Linked DNA regions of Homo sapiens: region 2 is linked to region 1. Evidence: chromatin loops called from intact Hi-C (ENCODE). Cell type or tissue: Calu3. All regions are shown on one strand. Each heading gives the region's core, and the rest is flanking DNA. Links, peaks and the distances in the headings are about the cores only.

Evidence for each region. A loop is a pair of places that touch in the nucleus more often than their neighbours do. Peaks named below come from ENCODE experiments on the same cell type or tissue, not always from the same donor. Only the 100,000 strongest peaks of a DNase experiment are listed, where the experiment ranks them.
Region 2: it touches region 1 in a loop (15-fold over the local background); 21 of 110 quality-filtered maps call a loop at or near these places.

Annotation. Positions count from the first base shown.
Region 1 is chr3:107,844,832-107,847,756 of GRCh38, reverse strand. All of the region lies in intron 5 of LINC00635 (long intergenic non-protein coding RNA 635), which reads left to right. Among named protein-coding and RNA genes, the nearest start is that of LINC00635, 32 kb to the left of the region's middle. In Calu3, for the core only: a CTCF peak has its summit at 1,314; a DNase peak (open chromatin) is centred at 1,336.
Region 2 is chr3:107,752,463-107,755,387 of GRCh38, reverse strand. The region is part of intron 9 of BBX (BBX high mobility group box domain containing); the gene reads right to left. Among named protein-coding and RNA genes, the nearest start is that of LINC00635, 120 kb to the left of the region's middle. In Calu3, for the core only: no CTCF peak of the experiment used is centred there; a DNase peak (open chromatin) is centred at 1,697.

The sequences.
Region 1 (2,925 bases), core at 190-2,689:
TAACATAGACAATCAGAATTGCCATTTTCTGTTTCATCTAAAGTGCTATGAAACACAGCTTCAGCTTGCTCCTTCCAACAGATCCCTACATAGATGCTCTGGAACGGCCTCTTTGTGTTTATTAATGGAAATTTCCCACAATAACTGCAAGTGACTAAAAAGATGCTGTGTCTTTCATCCCTGTCTCTGTCATCATCATGCTTTCTTAACTAACATAATTTTTGAGAAATATTGGGAAAATGCCAACAAAGAAATATAATTTGAAATTCCACCATCCAGAGAAAATCACTTTTCCTAGGGAATAGAGACATCTTCCAACTTATGCAATTTATACAATCATCTGTTTTTCAAAGGTCTTAAGTAAATCATATTTCATATACATTGAAATGCTTTCGATTTGCTTCTGCGGCTTTTTGTATCACCATTCATGGTGTTACAGTTCCTTTTTAAAATGATTTAAAAAAAAAAAAAAGACAAGGTCTTTGAAATTATTGAGCCACCCATGCCTAGCCACCAACTTTGTACTAGGGGTGCTGTATCTTTCCCTTTACGCCTTCAAATAGACTGCTAGCCTCTGTCCTTATCAGCACTTTCCAGTTGAAATTAGAAGGCAGTAAAGGCGAAATGACACAAACAACATGGAATTAGCGTGGCTGACACACAGAGATCACAGCAGGTAATGGAGACAGGTGAGGACCCAGTGAGGGGCATGGGGAAGGGGCTGTGGAGCTCTGAAGTGCATTTCCCACATTTAGCCTTGCACTGGATGTACAAATGTCCACATCTCTAAAATTAAATTATGTACCTTATGGAGCAATTTGCATAAAACAATTTTGTATCTGTTGTGTGTTTCATAACCTGCGGTACATCTGTACATTTATAGATTTTAAAAAATAGTATATATCCTGCTTTGTAACATGCTTTTTTTGTTGGCACATGCCTCTTTATGTCCATAAATAAATACAGACGTCATAATTGCCGATGACTACAAAACCCTCTGCTGTGTGTATCTATAAGAATTATTTAAACAGTTTCCAGTGAGTGGATCTTCTGGGTGTTTCCAGTTCGGCTTATAATGGACGCCTCGGGTTCCCAGGGTTGTGTTCTTTGGTCTGCCTCTGGTTTCAGCCATAGCTGCAATGAACATGGTCATGAGAGCTCAGACTCACATGGAAAAGCTAGCAAAGGGGCTTTTCCGATGCTAAAGAGCCTTGAGGCAAAGGAGAGTCTTTCTCCTTGCTCCTAGACAACCTTAAACCAGTGGGGACGGACTGGTGAATAAATGCTTCAGGAGACCTTGTGAGTGTTTCGCGAGAGGGCGCTGTGGAGTTGAGTCCCAGCAGCCCAAGGCATCAGCCTCACTAAGTTTGCTTTTCCCTCTTCCCTACTCTCTCCCTCCTGCTTCCCAGGATCATGTTGGAAATAAACTACCTGTATCCAGACAAGTCCTAATCTCTCCTGTTCTGAGCCAAGATAGGGACTCTGATAAACAATGATGTGGACAATATCCTTGAATGCACATCTCTGCCGTGGATCTAGTTATTTCCTTAAGACAAATCTCTAGAAATGCTCATTGCTGATCTGGTTATTTCCTTAAGATAAATCTCTAGAAATGTTCACTGCTGAGTCAAAGGGCATGGACTTTTAAAAACAAGCTCAAACAAGTGCTCTGTTTAACAGAGCTCTTAACTGTAAGGCGATTGATTTTATTTTATTTGCCTTTGCCTATTCAATCCCAGAGCTATCATGAAGCTCTCTTCCATCAAGAAGCAAAACATTGATACTAACTTCCTGTAGTCTTTTAAGCCACCCTCTCCAGAGGCCCCAGAAATCCCTCCCCGTTGCTGTCCTGCAAACACGATGAATGGAATAGTTGGAATGCACACCCACTGTCTCTCAAATAGACAGCTCACTTTATTGCCTGGTAGTTATTAAGAATGAGTAGTAATTTTGCTGTAGAAAAGACTACTTATAGGGAAAGTAAGAAACGAGAGAAACATTCACTCATAATTTAACACAAGGAAATAAAACCAACCAGAAGATAAAATGTCTGTTTCTCAAACAGCTCAATCCTTATATCACTAGTAGCACTGGAGCTCTTAATTATAGATAGTAAAGCCTCTGGATGTTATTTTTTACCCAACATCAGTGGTAACAGACGCATAAGGAACTGCTCAGAGTAGTACAGAAGGAACTCTAATGCGCAGGCGCTTCGGTGGGGCAGCAGCAAATGTGCGTGATCTGGCTAAAGAGGGAACCCAGAAAGGGTGTCAGCTCCAAATATGGATTAGCCACAGCCTTTCCACGAGGGGGAATGGTGACCATATGTTTGCAAGTATAATTTACAGAAACATATATGTGATTATTTTTTAAAATAAGTGAACTATTTATAAATCTTAGCCAATGAATCTTTGTGACATCTCCTTTCAGGAAGCCTAATTTTAAAAGGTATATAAAACCGTTCTCCTGGCCAACACTTGCAGGTTCTGCCCGCTTGGATGGCTTCCCTAAAAAAGGAAAAAACAAACAAAACCAACCTTCCTTGGCTGTGTTTGCCATCAACATCAAGAACTGCAGCAAAGGCATTCTGACTGCTGTTTATTACTACTGTTTATTCTGTCATAATTACTATCACCAAACCCACATGATTACAGTGTTAGTAATTTTATTGATTATAAATAGCACTAATGCTGTAATACATTAGCAAAGACACAGCATTAGGGAGACATGGTCCATACTCACTTGGAGAGTTGCACCTTTGAGGATGATTGTTTAAACCATCCTGGAAAGCATTATCCTTACATGGCCCCGGTTTCCAGTCACTCCAGTGAAGGTTTCCTTTAAACACTACCGCCATTCTCCCTGCTCAGTGTTTCTGTGGCCTTCTCAGATGTCCTTCATGCAGTCTAGGCTGTGCTTTGTATT
Region 2 (2,925 bases), core at 156-2,655, 92 kb after region 1:
TTTAACAGTAAGAATATTATCTTGGATATTCTAGGCTTTAAATTTAACTCTGTAACCTTAAAGTGAGAAATGCATTTCAATTTCTACTTAAGTACTAACTTAATAACTAGTCAAATATAAAAGAGATTTAGAGTTATTTTGCATTTACCAAACAATTTTTTTGAAGAATATATCTGGGATCTCTGTGGAAAGACAGCATCAAGTCAGTCAACAAATTTTGTTTAGAATCCAATATATATGTGCAAGGCCATATGACAGCAGCTTAGGAATCTAAGAGTTTTATATAAAACACTGACCCTGGCTTTCAGAGTATGCTTTAATGTACATGCAAAGACTGATAATCAAGGCCACAAATCTGAGTTGTACAGTTAATGGCCTATGCTGTGTTGCAGTACATAACATATGTACAACATTAACATTGACTGCATCCTCTTCTGCAAATTTGGCTAAAAAGTGGCTGGGCATTGATAAAAATAAACAACACTGCCTTTTCTCATTTTTTAAATAAAAACTTCATTTTCCATTTCTAGCCTCAATAAGAGCTGAGAAGGACATACATTCTTAAAGACATTTACAAGCATCTTCACCTGAAGTTCTGTCATTGTTAGAGTAGATAGCTATAGTCTAAGATTTTTAGATTCTTTGTGATTCTGAATTCTTTCTCAGTTAAAAACAGAGCTATTTCTTATTTCCATTTAGTAGGTAATCCTGCTTGTGACTATATCCTTAAAGGTGACCACAGATCCCACAGGTGATTCTACGAAGTTGTTAGCTCCAGGAGGGACTGGGTGCTTCATGCTAGAAGAAATTTTCCCTAGAATACTTGCTGAATAACAGGCCTTTGTAGAAGCATGTATTTAATAATGGCCTACCTAGGCTATTAAAAAGGGCCTAGCTTAAGGAAGTTATGAGGACTCTTTCCTCCTGGGTGTTATCAGTTTTAACAGAGTGCTTTTCTATTCATCTCTATCATTTACTTTTCCTTTAGAAGATACATTTATGGGGCTCAAACTTTCTGAAGTTTGGAATATTTTCTTCTGGCCGAATTTTCACTGATAAATGCTACTTCTACCTTTTCTAGACATGCTGAATTCAATTACTCACCTTATCAGGAGACTAAGAGAAAACAAACACATTAATACCACCGGCTCTCAGTGCTTCAGGGAATGAAGGACTGAACATAAATGCCAGTGCCTTGAATCAACGCTCTATAATAGAAAGAATATGGCCTTTGTGCCACACAGGCATGCTTTCATTACTTGCTGCTGTGTGGACTTAAGCAAATAAGATTTTGAGCCTCATTTACCTTACCTTCAAAATATGAACAGTAATACCTGCCCGCAATTATGCTGTGAAGATTAGGTGTGATGCTAGTGTAGGGCAGTGCTGAAGAGATATTATGCTCTCAATAAATGGCCCAATTATTACTAATAATGATTTATCTTTAACACTTAATAAACATAAACACCTTTTTGGTACAATTCCAAAAATTACTTAAACACTGAAATTGAACAGAATTAAAAATAGCAGTGTGTGTGGATATTTATTAAATTTAGTAATTTGCAGAGCACTAAATTTGTCACATAATCCCATGACATGCTCAAGAATTACTGAAGGACCACAAGCTGCGTAGCACTGCACTTCACACCCATGCTGTTTTTCTGTTTCTTCCACTGGCTCCCTCTGCTGTTGCTTTTGTCACTGCAGGTTTTTGTTCCCCGTGTGTGTCACTCCCACATATCCTGTGCCTAATGCAGTGCATGGCACACTGAGAGGCTCATGAATGACTGACTGCATGGATGCACTACCTGCCTTTAGAGTTAAAGCAAAGCTGTCAGAGAGGAGGCTTGAGAATGCTCTCCTTAGGTTTAGTAAGAACAGTTTTCCTTATTGCCTCTGGGAGGATTTTTACCTGTTTACAGGTACAGGGAAGCATTTTAAATGCTCAAGGTTGCTGGAAGCCTGATTCCCAAAAGGGCATGTGTGGGGGGAGGTTCAACATATTTTAGTGGCCCAACATTTCCAGGATCTCCTAACAGTAACATTTTTATGGCATTACTTAGTGTGAGATACGATTTCTAAAAGTTAAATCAAAAACTTCTTAATTTGAGGGAAGGAAGGGTGGAAAACTGGGCATACGTTAATTTCCATGGCTTGGTCCTTATCTTAATTTCTTTGCAGCATTTGACAGTGCTAGTCTTTCTTTAGAAAAACTCCTTCCTGCCCTTCTGTTATTGCAGGGTCCTTGCTTTCCTCCTATGTCTCAGGCCACTCCTTGTGGTTCTTCTTTGCTGGCTCTTCTTTCCATAATAATCCCTTCAATGTTTTTCCTCAGTGTTTTGTCTTAGGACCCTCTCTCAGTAATCTCATCTATGCTGATGGCTTCAATTTCAAGCATAGCTGATATAATAATGATTTGTTATATTACTGTTCACTCCTGCCCATGCTGTTCTACCTAAGAGATATATACATCCTTTCAGATACGAACAATATAGTTAACATCTGTTTTCCAATGACTGGTCAGCTATGGAGGGAAGTGTGTGTTTGCTAGGTTGGTAGGTAGAGGGCACTAGTGGGCCATACGGCATAGGATGTTCATGGGTATGCTTCTTATTTTCCTCAAATTGGATAGGGCTTGCCAATAAGTTAATTCCACTGTAGTCTCTCTTGACTATTATGTAATGTTTGGATAAACAGTATTCATCCATAAAGTCTAGCTACAGGGTGGGTGCAACAGTACATGAGGTACAGCTAAAGTGCTAAGAAAAATGATCACCCTGGATGTTAAATTGCTAATTTTATGGCTGTCTGAGGTGGGTGAGCAAACAGGTGGTAAAGATGAGAATCAAATTAGGTAATGGTGGAAGTCTTGCAATTATGACGGTATTGTAAATATTGTAGCTTGGGAGAAAATGACTGATAATT